Regions from separate parts of the Mus musculus genome. Here region 2 is linked to region 1. The links are chromatin loops, found by intact Hi-C in ENCODE. Cell type or tissue: gastrocnemius. All regions are shown on one strand. Each heading gives the region's core, and the rest is flanking DNA. Links, peaks and the distances in the headings are about the cores only.

The links. A loop is a pair of places that touch in the nucleus more often than their neighbours do. Peaks named below come from ENCODE experiments on the same cell type or tissue, not always from the same donor. Only the 100,000 strongest peaks of a DNase experiment are listed, where the experiment ranks them.
Region 2: a loop joins it to region 1, with 3 times the contacts of the local background. A loop is called at or near these places in 7 of 42 quality-filtered maps.

What each region holds. Positions count from the first base shown.
Region 1 is chr11:106,847,914-106,855,536 of GRCm38, reverse strand. Smurf2 (SMAD specific E3 ubiquitin protein ligase 2) reads left to right here. Exons shown (of 19, transcript NM_025481.3): 8 at 2,888-3,090; 9 at 5,705-5,789. Among named protein-coding and RNA genes, the nearest start is that of Cep95, 62 kb to the right of the region's middle. In gastrocnemius, for the core only: a CTCF peak has its summit at 3,918; no DNase peak of the experiment used is centred there.
Region 2 is chr11:107,040,052-107,047,674 of GRCm38, reverse strand. Bptf (bromodomain PHD finger transcription factor) reads left to right here. Exons shown (of 28, transcript NM_176850.3): 24 at 332-675; 25 at 3,850-4,042; 26 at 4,916-5,000; 27 at 7,263-7,449. Among named protein-coding and RNA genes, the nearest start is that of 1810010H24Rik, 18 kb to the right of the region's middle. In gastrocnemius, for the core only: a CTCF peak has its summit at 3,124 (motif pointing right); a DNase peak (open chromatin) is centred at 3,136; H3K27ac peaks cover 1,707 bases.

The DNA of each region.
Region 1 (7,623 bases), core at 939-5,938:
CTTGGCAGGTGGTAGGTAGATAGATAGAGGCGCCCCCCCCCCCCCCCCCCCCCCCCGTCTTTGTGGTACTTCCTGTGTAGAGACATCAGGGTGCAAAGCAGTGCTTAAGAACTGAAAAGGAGTGCTTTTCAAGCAGCTGAAAATGAGGAAGGTGAGGGAGGGCTCTACCTCCTCGGTACTCCTGTTACAGTAAGGATAAAGCTGTAATGCCATCTCTGCTAGTGTTTTATTGGTTTCCCTGGTGATTCCCACACAGGCCTGGCACTCAGAATAAATTATTAAATGGTTTTCACTAGCTGTATCTGCTTTTGCTTATTGAGGATTGTTTAACTACTGAAATCAAGCTTGCTCGCTTTTCTCTTCCTCCCTCCCTCTGTCCCTTCCTCCCTCCCTCTGTCCCTTCCTCCCTCCCTCTGTCCCTTCCTCCCTCCATCCCTTCCTCCCTTCTCTCTGCTGTTGTCTTGCTCGCTGGCTCATGCTAGCCTAGAACGGAATATAGTCCAGCCTACCCTTAAACTCAAGATCCCCACTGTTTCATCCTCCCAAGTGCATGCTGCCACACCCAGCTTAGTACATTATGAATGTCTGATTAAAGCCTTGCCATTTTAAAACTTTTAAGCTATTACTTACAATTTCCCACTTCCCTTTCTTTCCTCCAAACCCTTCCATGTGCTACCCTTCTTTCAAATTTATCACCTTAAAAAATGTTGCTATCTATCTGTCTGTCTGTCTGTCTATATATCTATGCATATATATTTCTAAATAGAAAAATACGACCCACTCAGTCAATTGTGTGTATGTTTTTAGGACTGACTAATGGGTAATAGATAACAGCTGATGTGTTCTTCCCTAGGGAAGACTGTTTCTCCTGCTATTGGCATTTGTTAGTTGCCTCAAGTTCTTTGTTTAGGCTGAGGTGTCATGAACTATCTTATTATTTTTTTTAAAATGCTTAGTTCAAAGTTACATTTATTTCTGATACAAGCTGCCTAGGGTATCAGTTAAGCTGAAGAACCTATTTTTATTCTAGTAGCACATATGAATTTATACTCATAGCAGTGTTTAAGTGAAGCCTGCTTTCTTCTAATTCATCTTTAATTTCCACGTGTATGTAAAGCGTTTTTCCCCCTTAACACATGTTAGTTTGAAAATGAGTTTCTGGGTCTGGAGAGATGCTTTGATAGGTAAAAGCACTGGCTGCTCTAGCAGAGGACTCAGATGTGATTCCCAGCCACCTACATGGTGGCTCCTGATTGTCTGTGTTTCCAGTCTCAGAAAATCTGATGTCTTCTTCTGGCAAGGGCACTGAGCACTTACATGATACAGGCATGCTGACAGAATACCCACTTAAAAAAGAATACCTCTTAAAAAAGAGCTTTTAATTTAGATGTGATGGCTTACATGTCTAATCTCACTGCCCAGGAGGCTGAGCAGGAGAATTGCTATGATGTGAGACCCTGCCTCAAGGAAAGAAAGAAAATGAGTTTTTGGGTTGGAAATACAGCTCAGTGGTAGAGAACTTTCCTAGCCCCAGTGATGCCCTAGGTTTCCTACCTAGTGCTAACAAAGCAGGAACAAAACCAGTGAAAATGAACTCCATTACCTGTTGTTTTTGAAGGTTACTTTATAAAATAAAAATTCCTTGATGAGACAGATTAGCTTCCGTATTTGATAACATTTAAGGTACTTTTATTCCTTACATGTGAGTAACGGAGTGACATAGCTATTTATAATAGAGAATGAGCCACCTAAATGTCCTTCCTTCCAGGAATATTGTAGAGAACAATGAACAAAAACACAGGTATAGCTGGACATGGTGGCGCACGCCTTTAATCCCAGCACTCTGGAGGCAGAGGCAGGCGGATTTCTGAGTTCGAGGCCAGCCTGGTCTACAGAGTGAGTTCCAGGACAGCCAAGGCTATACAGAGAAACCCTGTCTCGGGAAAAAAAACAAAACAAAACAAAACAAAAAAACCACACAGGTATAAATAAATGAATAAATAAATACCAGACATAACTAATTGACTTAATGATTAGGATTCTGTCCAATGAAGTTAAAACTGAAAAAGTTATGTCCAGTATGCATATTTTATTACATGTAGCTTAACAATGAGGTATGCTATAAGAGTAGCCATTACTTACCCTCCTCATGGTAGTTGACTGGGAGTTGTAGCTTGCGGCTGTTACCTAATAGTTTGAAGATCTCTATACCATGTATATCACTCACTAACCCTAAAAAAGGTAAGCATTTAAAGTGCACTTTTGACTAGCTGCTATGGCTTCTGACTATTAAAAGGTCAAGAAATGACAAGTTGAGAGCTGGATCCACGTGGTGGCTCATGCCTGCAGTCCTGGCTCTCAGGAGGCTGAGGCAAATGGATTGCTATGAATCACAGCCAGCCTGATGTACAGAGTGAGGTCTTTTCCCCAAAAACAAAACCAACAAAACTTCTAAGTTATTCCATTATAAAGTTGGGAACTGTTTGCTATCAAATTGTAGGGTGAGTTGTGTACTCAGGAGCTGATGTTTAAGCATAAACTGTGTTTTGAGTGACAAAGAGCCATACCTAGAAAGAGGTGCTGTTTCCAAGGACTAAAGGTCACATGACTTGGGCAAATTAAATGTGTAGAGGAACACTTACCTGTCAGAAACCCTGTGAGAGGGAAAATGATGGAAATCAGGTCTAACTCCTTCTGCTTAGTGACCAAGTAGCACATATACAAGTATGTATGGATATTTAAAAAACTTAATTGAAATTGTGTCTCCTTTATTCATCTCATTTTCTTGCCTGATTTACTATATTCTCACCATAGTGTACATGTTGTCTAGAGACTCTGGTTTTGATGTCTAAATTGGTAACATTTTTCCCTTGTCACTTTCCAATAGACCGGCGTCAGAATATTCTAGTCCTGGCAGACCCCTCAGCTGCTTTGTGGATGAGAATACTCCAATTACTGGAACAAATGGTGCAACGTGTGGACATTCTTCAGACCCCAGACTAGCAGAGAGAAGAGTCAGGTCCCAGCGACATAGAAATTACATGAGCAGGACACACTTACACACTCCTCCAGACCTACCGGAAGGCTATGGTACGGTAACAGCAAAGGGAACACTCACCTTGCTTTAAGAACATCAGAGACCTAACTGTTTGGGTTTGTTTATTTGAGACAGGGTTTCTCTGTGTCACCTTGGCTCTCCTGGAGCTCTCTCTGTAGACCAGGTTGACCTCCAACTCAGAGATCTACCTGTTGCTGCCTTCTGAGTGCTGGGATTAAAGGTGTGAGCCTCCACTACCACTCAGCCAGAGAACTAACTTTTAAAAAAATTGTTATTGTTGTCTGTTTTGAGATGGGGTCTCATACAGCCCAGACTTACAGTGTAGGCAGACAGCCCTTGAACTCCTGAGTTCCTTTCTCTGCCCACTCATCACATACTGGGGTTATAAGTGTATACCACCACACTGTGCTTTAAAATGATAACGTCTGAAAGTTAATTAGGCCTGAGGATGCTAACACCATCAAGGCCTGTGTTCATCTGTGGAATGGTCATAGGAGAGACATACTACACTAGACAGTAGAGGGGTGCTAATCAGGGATTAGGAATTCTCTGTGAAAGTAAATCTCCAATTTTAAAAAGTCTGTAATGATTAGAAGTCTGTGTAACAGTTTGGCCATAATCACTTATGAACCTTAGCTTGTATGTTCCTTTATAATAAAATGTGATGGATGTGAATCACTTGGTTATTATAGGAAGCTTATGAAATGAAATGAGACTACTTTGCAAGCAGACACTATGCAAAGATATAGCAATGCTATTGTACAGGCTCATCTTTACTTTAGACTTCTAGTGAGACTTTGGAGACAGATACTGACTTCCTTTTCTGCCTAATACTATAGATGTTGTGATAGTGACGCCTAATGACCAAAATTGGGAATTACATTTTCTAAGTAATTTATTTTTACTGTAGAATTTATATAAAAACTATTTTACAAACAAATAATTATAGTTTTATTTTAAAATAAATTTTAGCATCTTATTCTGAAAAAAGTCTCATCTCACTCCTATATCCTATCATTTGACTTGCGTTGCAATGAGTGGTTCCAGCATGGGAAACAGACCTGGCTTTGCCTGATACCAATCGTATTATTTAACCCTGAGAGCCTAGGTTTCTTCAGTAAAATGAGAGGAGTAATAGTAACCATGTTGGTTTGTTGCAAGAAATGACAGAATCTCCAGTGAATGAAGTGTCTATGTTTGACATAAAAAGCAAGTTAGGGGGGGCTGGTGAGATGGCTCAGGGGGTAAGAGCACCCGACTGCTCTTCCAAAGGTCTGAAGTTCAAATCCCAGCAACCACATGGTGGCTCACAACCACCTGTAACAGAGATCTGATGCCTTCTTCTGGTGCGTCTGAAGACAGCTACAGTGTACTTACATATAATAAATAAATAAATCTTTAAAAAAAAAAGCAAGTTAGGAAAATATATCTGTTGTTACATTTATATTTTGGAGATAATTCTTATGGAGTTTATCAGCCAGGTTATTTGGAGTAAAGGTGAACTTTATTTTTACAGTGTATGTGATTTGAGTTCAGATATTCTTTTGTAAGAATAAAATGGAATAATAAAATAAAATAAGTAAAATAAAGTAGTTACCAAGGCTGAAATTATTGTAGCTGTTGTCAGTTTTGGGTTTTTTCTTAGTGTTTGGGATTGAAGGCAGGCAAATTAGTCAGTGAGTTTCTTCTGGTCCTCAAAGCTGTACTTAGGTGGGAGTTGTTCATTGACTTCCTTGCAGACTTCCTTCTTAGACACAGTGTGCTTTATTATCTCATACATTGGCATTTCCACTGTATTTTGTTAAAATGAGTTTCCATGCAGAAGACAACAACTGAAACGTAACAGTTGAAGAAGCTCCTTACTGTCTTCCCATGGCTTCTCTACACCTTCCAGGCTTGGAGCTCATATACTTTTTTCTCCCCACAGTGCACGGATTTCCATTGTGCTTTTAAAATGAGTTTTATGACTATGTGCTGTGTTTTGTTGACTTTAGAGTCTCTATTTTATACCCTAGATGGCCTGGAGTTTTCATAGGTAGCCCAGGGTAGACTTGGACTTGTTGTCACTGCCTCTGCCTCCTGCATGCTGAGATTGCAGGTTTGTGACACCTTGCTTGCAGTCCAGGAAGAATCTTGAAATATCTTTGTTAACAAAAGAGAAATCACAAATTTGCGTATAAAATTGCCATCATAAAAAAAAATCATTAGTCTAAAAGTGTTTTAAAATTTTTAAAAAGCTCTGTTAAAGCAATTTTTAAAGTGGCTAGCCTCTTCCTCTGAGTTGTCTTCTCGCTTTTGGGATAATGGCTGTACCTCATCACCATTTATAAAGTTGTTTCCAGAGAATGAACAAATGATTTATTTTGAGACAGGTCTCACTAAGTAGCCCTGATTGGCTTAGAACTCACTATGTAAACCAGGCTTGCCTCAAAACTCAGAAAACTCAGAGATCGGCTTGCCTCTGTCTTCTGAGTATTGGGATTTATCATACCTGTCTGAATATATAATTTCTGAAGCCTTTTTTTTGGGGGGGGGGGGTAAGAAAATAAACTGAGATTGGGAGATTTTTATCCTATTAGAGTATTACCCAGTGTAATAGTGTTTGATTGAATATGAAAAACTGAGTATGTCTTCTTTATTTTACAGAACAAAGGACAACGCAGCAGGGTCAGGTATATTTCTTACATACTCAGACTGGTGTGAGCACATGGCATGATCCACGAGTGCCTAGGTAAGAACATATCTTAAATATTATTGGTTTTACTTTTTGAGACTAGGTCTTACTATATAGTTCTGACTGGCCTGGACTTGTTATGTAGTCCACACTGCCCTCAAACTCATAAAGATCCACCTTCTGAGTGCTGGGGTTAAAGGTGTGAGCTACTGTTCTTGGCCCTTAAGTACTCTTCACACCAACCATGACTGTCCATTCCACCCAGGATTTTCTCACTTAAAAATTAACTTGCCGGGCGTGGTGGCGCACACCTTTAATCCCAGCACTCAGGGGGCAGAGGCAGGCAGATTTCTGAGTTCAAGGCTAGCCTGGTCTACAAAGTGAGTTCTAGGACAGCCAGGGCTACACGGAGAAACCCTGTCTCGAAAAACCAAAACCGAAAAGAAAAGAAAAGAAAAGAAAAGAAAAAGAGCAGTGGGGGTGGGGTGGGGGGAAGCAGTAGAAGCTGCACACCATCGCACACAGTGCAGTGCTAGCGCTTAACAGGCTGAGAAAGGGAAGGAGAGGAAGGAAGGATGGTGCATATGTCACTGCCATTTACCACCTTAGCTGCTGTTTGTTCTGAGATGTGGTCCTTGGTTTTCCTTATGATAGTCATGATCTCCTCTACTAAAGTGATTCCTCCTCAGCCTCCGGAGTGCCCACACTGTCCAGTGAGCTATTAGAATTTTGAGTACCTTTATGTTGCAAATAATGAAGTTTTCAGACATTAGCTGTTTTGAGTTATTTTCTAGTTTCTAGTCCTGTTCCTTTTAAATAAATTTTCCTTGATAACTCATCTTTGCCATATATACTAAGTACCAAGTAGTCTAGCCTGAAGCTAGAATTTTAATTGGAATTGACTCTGTGGTGTACAAGCACATTTATGTAATGAGGAGGTTTTATATATGATATACCAGTCATATCCAAAAAACAAGGCAAACCATTTGTGGGGAAGCAGGGAGAGCAAAGGATCTTCCAAAGCTCATATCCAGACCTCTTCTGTGTAGTTGAATCAAAAACAGATGGGACTGACTGGACTGGGGTTGCTTTGATACTCTGTCGCATAGCAGTACAAGTTTTATGTGGAGTAATGACATCTATATTTGAATAAGTCTTTAAATTAACAATGCCCTGTATTAGTTTTCTTTGTCTATATGCCTCAATTATCTTTAAAAGTTGTATTTTGTCTTTTGTTTTGGAGCATCATTTAGCAAATGTGTCTCTTTTATGGGAGGTTATATTTATTCCTTTTTATTTGTTCAAATCAGGCATTAAAAAGCCTAAATAAGTCTGCTGAGTCTCTTTAAAGACACCAGTAAAGAAGTACAGTGGGCTTCTTTAAAGAGCTTGTCTGTGGTGGATCTCTGAGTTCAAGGGCAGCCTGGTCTACAGAGTGAGTTCCAGGACAGCCAGGGCTATACAGAGAAACCCTGTCTCAAAAAGGAAAGAAAAAGAAAAAACGGAAAGAAAAGAAAAGAAAAAAAAAGAAAAGCCACCTGTTCCTTTTAAATAATTTTTCCTTGATAACTCATCTTTGCAATTGTATGCCTCTTTTATGTTTCTTTAAATCTGCAGTGGTAGAGTTCAAACGCAGGGCTTGTATATGCAAAGCATGCACTTTATTGTTTAGCTTTTATCTCCTGTTGTTCTTACATCATTTTTATACCACATAGTTTGTTTTTAAATTTTTATTCATTTTGTGTATATGAATTTTTTCCCTGCATGTATATCTGTGTACCACATGGCATTTCTAGTGCCCAGGAGAGGGCATTGAACCCCCAGGACTGATATTACAGATGGTTGTGAGCACCTACCATGTAGTGCTGGGCATCAAACGCAGGTTCATTGG
Region 2 (7,623 bases), core at 1,070-6,069, 190 kb before region 1:
ACTTCTGATCCTCCTGTTTCTCTCTCTTGAGTGCTGGGACTGCGAACCCAGTTAGAAAATAGCATATTTTGATGCCTGGGTCTCCTATCTTAAATCTAAACAAAGCATGATAAAGAAGGACAATTTATCTCTTTTTCTGTTCACTGCTGTTCAGAGCCAGGCAGATCTCTGAGTTCAAGGACAGCCAGGGCTGCACAGAGAAACCCTGTCTTGGAAAACAAAAAACAGACAAAAAGAACTATTTGGCAAGTGGAGGTAATGTCCAGTTCCTGTCCAAGTTGCCCCATCCTGTAACCCTGTTGATTATTTGTTTGTCTTCAATTGACCACAGGAAGAGCTGAAAAGAGACCTGAAAATGAAACGAGAGAGGGAGATGGCCCAGGCGGTACAGGCCAATGCTGCCTCAGTGCCCACACCCTCCGTGCCAGCCCCTGTGCCAGCGCCTGCACCGGCAGCCCCTCCAGCTCCTCCTCGTTCTCCGCCTCCCTCCACACACAGTCTGCCACCTGCAGGCCACCCCACAGCCCCACTGCCTGTCACTTCCCAGAAGAGGAAGCGGGAGGAAGAGAAGGACTCTAAGTCCAAGAAGAAGAAGATGATCTCTACCACCTCTAAGGAGGCCAAGAAGGACACCAGGCTATATTGCATCTGCAAGACACCGTACGATGAGTCCAAGTACGTGCCTGTCCCCCAGCTTTGTAGTTGAGCAAGCAGTTGGCAGCACTGGGAGAGGGCGGGCAGGTGTGAGGCTGGGCTCCACCAGGTGCTTGGCATCAGTGCAGTTAGGGGGCTGTTTCACAGGCGCTCGGGCTTGCTTGTCCTCAGCCATGTCCTTTTCTGTCAAAAACAAGCTTGCTGTGGCCTCTTTGCTTTCCAAAAGTTCTTTGTAGCCTCGCTCCTAATCTGCCAGCACTGCATTTTGCAGAGGCTGCTGTCCCAGCTCTCCCTGGCCAGATCTCAGAGTCTATCCTAAAATGGATGGTCCAAGGAGGCCTCATCAGGTCCCTGTAAAAAAAAAAAAAAAAAAAAAAAAAGAAAGAAAGAAAGAAAAAAATTGCAAGTTAGTATTGTTGTCTGTGTTTCCATGATATTTGTAATCAAAAGCAAAAAACAAAAGTATTCCTTTTATCCACTTTGTGAGTTTCGCAGTCAGAACATGATGAGCGTGGCAATTGGAAGCTGTTTTTGACAGTCATGACTTGTATTTGGTGACATGAATGAGATTTTTAGAGATGTTAGATGTTACTCCATAAATATACTTTCTTGTTTTTCTTCTTTATTTATTGTTTTGGGTTTTGTTTTGTTTTGTTTTTGTTGTTGTTATTTCTATTATTCAGTGATGTATTTAACTTCTGTCTAGAACATGCAGGTGTAGGACAGTGTTTGTAAGCTTCCAAGAATCACAGTATCATTTTACAGTACCCAGCAGTTTAACTGTACTTTTAAAACAGAGTTAGAAATCCTTACTGCCTGTGCATGTGGGTCTGTGGAGACCACTCCATGGGTCCTAAGTCACCATCAGTTTACAAATGTCAGTCAGAAGCTCTGGAAGCTCTGCTGGGAGACACACTCCCTGTTGAGCTCAGCAGGGTGTGGCCATCTTCACGTCCCAGCATGTGTCCCTCATTGGTGAATATCCATCATGTAAGGAGCGCTGCCCTGTAGTCTGTACAAATAAGTATGCCTCACTTTAAGTAAAATACTCAAGAGGATTACTGAGACACAGAACCCCACCACAGATGCGACTTTATATAAAGGTCAGCTTTGAGCTGACACAAACTTTGATGAAACCTTCTTGGGATCTTGGCATTGCTTAAAATGAGGCACACACACACATGTGCTCGTTCTGTTGACGCTGCCCATGGTTTCTGGCTAGTTCACTTCTTGTTTTTTTTTTTTTTTTTGGTTTTCCATTGACATTTCCACACAACAGGTTCATTCACCCCCTGTCATAGTGTTTGCTGACATCTCAGACCAGACCAGACCAGCCTGGTTTGAGCATTGTGTCACTAGCTTCTAATGAAAGTTATTAAAAATTGGAAACTTAGGTTCTGAAGTTCCTTCCAGCGCACATAACACCTTCAAGAGGCAACATTTAAAGTAACTCACCAGGTCCTCACCTGAGTAGGGGAGTATGGGCATCCCAGGTCAAAAGAAAGGCTCACTGGGAGGGGGCTGAGGCACCTCACTGTGTGTTACTCCCTCACAGTCATGAGGCGGGCATTCCTCAGGTTAACATAGCAGAGACAGCCTGGTCGAGGGCAGGGTACCAGTGATGGCAAGGCCAGCCTGGCTGCCTGTGAGTGATGCAGGCCTGCACAGCTCCCACCAGCAGGGACAGAGATGCTTTAGAGAGCTGCTGGTTTCCCCCAGACCCTTGTGTCAAAGCCTGGGCTCCTCCCCTCCCCTCCCCTCCCCAGGCTCTGTAAGCAGGAATGACTACATACATGGACCTCTCCTAGTTTCCTTCCTAGCACGTGTGACATTGTCCTCTCCACCTGGCTGGCCTGCATGTCCTGTCCTGTAACTTGTCCTTGGTGTTTGCACTCTGCTTTGTCTCCAATTTTAGTTTGTGAGATACATTTTCAAACCTATCTAAGAAATAGCCCTGGTATTGAAATGGCTTCTGTAGAGTAGGTTTGACAGATGTAAGTCTTTGATTCTTTGGCTTTGGTTTCTGTGCCTGTTACAGTTTCACACACATTCATTAAAAGGAAGCCATTTCCATCCGTATGTTTTTGTTTTTTTTCAAATTCCAGTATGTTTTAAGACCCATATTTCACTAAACAGTGTGTCTGCTGAAATGGATGTGAGTGACGATGTGTCCACCCTTGGTCAAGTGTCAGATGCTGTGTTTGCCACTGGTAGACTGGTGCATTCAAGGTGTTTAGCTGACTCATTGCAGAAATTATCCTGTAAGAAAGCAAATCAGGGTAGAGAAGACAGATTTACATACCATGCAGCTCAAAATGACAACTACAGTGTCATTTTCATTGTGAATGCTTTTAGGTTCTATATTGGCTGTGATCTTTGTACTAACTGGTATCATGGAGAATGTGTTGGCATCACAGAAAAGGAGGCTAAGAAAATGGATGTGTACATCTGTAATGATTGTAAGCGGGCACAAGAGGGCAGCAGTGAGGAATTGTACTGTATCTGCAGGACACCTTATGATGAGTCACAGTGAGTTGATAAGAGCGTCTGTTTGACAATTCAGGAAGCCGCATTGCTCGATTGGTCACTTACCTAAAAATGAAAAAGCAGGGCCTCTCTGCTGTGTCTATACACCTATGTTACAAAGCTTTTCCGGTTTCTCCTCTCTTCCCTCTTTCCCTCTCCTTCAAAATGTATGTTGCTTCCTAGTGAATGGTTGAGTTGCACTGGGGGAAATGGGGTTATAATGGTAGAATTGATTTTTCACTATGTCACAGAGTAATGTGAGGAAAACAGCCTGTGTGTCTGAAGCGGTGCTCTGTACAGCTCGATGCACCCTTTAGGAAGAGCTGGGGCTGTTGCTAACTCGCTGACTGAACACTCATTTGATTTGGGACTAGTTGAAAGATGTTTGGGGCCTTATTTTGAGCTTTAAAGTCAATCAAATGTTTCACACTTTTCTTCAGATTGGTTCCCCATTAGCACACAATACTTTTTAATATGTTTACAACTGTTCTTAACATCTAAAGTACTTGGTTAATAATGTCGCTCTCAAAAGTAGTAAAACAATAATAATGCTAAAATTACCTTATACCCCAGGGGTTAGCCTGTGTTCAGTTGCATGATGGGTAAAAGCAAAGTCTGAGCAGAAGCAGCCAGTCCTTTGGCCTCACATTTCCATTTTGGATCTTGCAGATTTTATATTGGCTGTGATCGGTGTCAGAATTGGTACCACGGGCGCTGTGTTGGCATCTTGCAAAGTGAGGCAGATCTCATTGATGAGTATGTCTGTCCACAGTGCCAGTCGACAGAGGACGCCATGACAGTGCTCACACCACTGACAGAGAAAGATTATGAGGGCTTGAAGAGGGTGCTGCGCTCCTTACAGGTGAGAGGCTGCTGACCGCTGCATCTGACGGTGAAGCTCAGCTGCCTCACTGTGGACGCAGGTTTGACCCTCCCATTCTCCAGTGAGCGTACTTGGCTGTCTCCCAGCCCCCAGAGGGAGGGGCTGGACAAAGGGCACCTCTGCACGTGCCGGTGACATGAAGTTTACTGAAAGTGCCACTTCCGCAGTTGCTCATCACACACTGACAGACAGGCGCCATCTCCACTGTTGCTTACCTGACACTGAAGAGTGCTCACCATTTGCTTTCCTTTCAGTTTATTTCTTGAAGAAAAGTATATCACGTAGGCATAGATGAGAAAGCCGTTTGATCAAGTCTGGTTATTTTCTCACTAGTGGGAAGATTGGGAGTAATGGAGATGGGTGTCAATATAGGACGTTATGTTAGCACACTTGGCTGTCTCCCACCTGCAATGAGATCTGATGCCCTCTTCTGGAGCGAGCGGGGCCGACCGGAAAGAGCAGAGATCCTAAATTCGATTCCCAACAACCACATGAAGGCTCACAACCATCTGTACAGCTACAGTGTACTCATATACATAAAATAAATAAAATAAAATAAAATATAAATAAATAATTTTTTTAAAAGAAAAAAGAAAGAAAATCTCTGACTATCACCCAAATCACCTTGTGTGGATAATTTCATTTCTCTAATGTAAAGCTCACTTGAATTTTCAAGGTTTGTTGATCCAGTGAGGCAACTGAATAATAGCAGTATATATATTATATTTAATATATACATACATACATGCATGCATACATACATACATATTTACACACACTGTGTGTTTCTGGTGTCTGTATATGTTTGTTAGTGTTTCTACTGACAGCCATGACACTTGCTCTCTGTTGTAGGCCCACAAGATGGCGTGGCCTTTCCTTGAACCGGTAGACCCCAATGATGCACCGGATTATTACGGTGTTATTAAAGAGCCAATGGGTAAGTGCTTGCACTAAATAGGAAGACGAGTTTCACAAGTCTTGGACATTGATCTCTCACCATGAAGCTGATGAGGGAGAGTATCTTGGACGTGCAGGCAACGGTGTAACTGTGTCAGTCAGTTGGGATGCTTACTTGATGTGTCTTTTGAAGCTGGGTTTCCTAGGTACTTAGTCCAGGCTGACTCGACCCTGGAGTGCACCTCCCAATGCTGAGGTTAGAGGAAGGCACCACCATCTGGGAATATCTATTAAATTTACATATGCATGCCTTTGAGCCAGCAGCTTAATGGGACAAGTGTATATTCCTCAACAGTGTTTATGGTGGCTAAACACTGGAAATGAACAAGCTGTCGGCCCAGGAGCCTCTGCGTCAGAATGTGTATGAGTAGAGACCTGTGCAGCTGTACAGACAGTGAGTGCAGTCAGTGAACCCAGCCTGATGCAATGGAGACCCTTCTTTCTCCAGGAGAGAAAACACTGGTAGAGCAGCTGTCCCTGAAGGTACCAAGAGTGGCAGCTACATGAGGTCATGTTTCAGAATACTGGAGAAGTTCCAAAACCAAAGCAAAAAGACTTCCAAACGTGTGGAGCAGTCCCTTCATAGCTGTTAGAAGAATTGTATTGTTAAAGTATTCTTAAAGAGGAGAGAACACAGAGAAGAAGGAAAGGAGGACTCGGTGAGATCCATCCCAGGGCTGAGAGGTGGAGTGCATTGTACACTTGAGACCCAGGATAGCCGCTGCGTTAGTCTCTTTGGATAATGATGACTTTGTGTGGTCTAGAAGTTGAATTTACTGGAGCTAGAGAGATTGCCCAACAGGTAGGACAGCTGAGGCTCTGCCCACAGAGCAGGCTTCAGTTCCCAGCACCCAGATACATGGTGGTTAGCATCATCTATACCAGAGGTCTGACTGACTCCTTTCTCACCACTGCCTCCTGCTCAGTACACATCCATGGGATTAAGAAATTGAGTGTTTCTTAATTTATTAGCCAACTTCAACTTTTTAAATTATTTTTGTCTCGCGGTGTTTGGCACACAGAGTTCATTCTGTAGTCCATCTTGGCTGTCATCCACCACTCCAGCAGTCCTCTTCCTCAGACCGAAGCATGCAGGCCTGGCAGGTGTGAGCCACTGCTCCTAGTTTTTTCAAAGAGCTAGGGTACTTTCCTGTGTCTTTCCCTTTGTTACCACAGGAACAATGTGCCTCCTCTGTAGACATGTCCAGGGCATACAGAGCTACAAGACACCATGGGAAAAAGTTAAAGTTACCCATTTATCTCTGGGCTTTAAACTATAAACATTATTTTCTAGTCATGCCCCACTCCCTATTGTTTTGAAATAGGGTCACACTCTGTAGTCTTGGATGCCCAGAACATATAATTCTCCTGCCTCAGCCTCTTGGGCACAGGCAATATTGGTATACACAATTCCCAGACAGTTGTATATTTGCTAAAAGTTCATAAATATGCATTAAATTGTCTCCATGGTGTGGACTAACTTTAAAATGGTGGGAGACAGAAGAAGGCAGATCTTTGAAGCTAGCCTGGTCTATAGAGTAAATTCTAGGATAGCCAGGGCTATACAGAGAAACCCTATCTGGAAAACAAACAAAACTGGTGGGTCGCTTTGAGGCAGGTAGCAGGGTGTTACTAAAGGCCATGACATGCTGCTGGTGGTGGTGGTGGTGGTGGTGGTGGTATTCATAACCCTGAATTGTAATTAACCTTAGTATGCATAGTGATTTGTGTTTGTTATTTTAGTCTACTTTCAAAGATAAAGACAATTTCTGCTGGGTATGGTGGTGCATCCCTTTAATCCCAGCATTTGGAACACAGGCAGGCAGATCTCTGGGAGTTGTAGGCCAGCCTGGTTTATTTTACTGAGTGAGTTTTAGGATAGCCAGAGCTATATAGAGAGACCTTGTCTCTCAAAACAACAACAAAACAAAACAACAAAAAAATACTTTTATATGCATAAAACCAATTGGCATAGTTTTCTTTACTGTAAAGCAGTTGAATAATGGATATTGTTCTGTGTGGTTAATTAAATATGAAAGAGCCTTCTTAGCAGCAGCCAGGATTACTGTCTTAGAACCCAAAACAGAACATTTCTCATGAATGGCAAGCTAGCCTCCAGACATGGAGAATCAGATTCAGAAAGATTCAACATAACACATGTTGAGTTCATGAGAGCTGCAGGCCCTGATCACACTGGGAAAGACCTTAAAGCTTTGAAAATATTTTGTTTTGTGTTTTTAAGACCTTGCCACCATGGAAGAAAGAATACAAAAACGGTATTATGAAAAGCTGACAGAGTTCGTGGCAGATATGACCAAAATTTTTGATAACTGCCGTTATTACAATCCCCGTGACACCCCTTTTTACCAGTGTGCAGAAGTTCTTGAATCATTCTTTGTACAGAAACTAAAAGGATTCAAGGCCAGCAGGTAAGCACCGGTGTTCAGTGTGCTGAACTAAGTCACTCTTCAAACACGATCCTGCCCTACTGAAGGATCGGCCAGTGGAGTGGTCATAGTAAGTTGTTCCTTCAGATAAAAGATACTGTTCCTACAAAGTCAAGACTACAACATTACAGTTACGCTAGGCACGGTAGTCAGAGG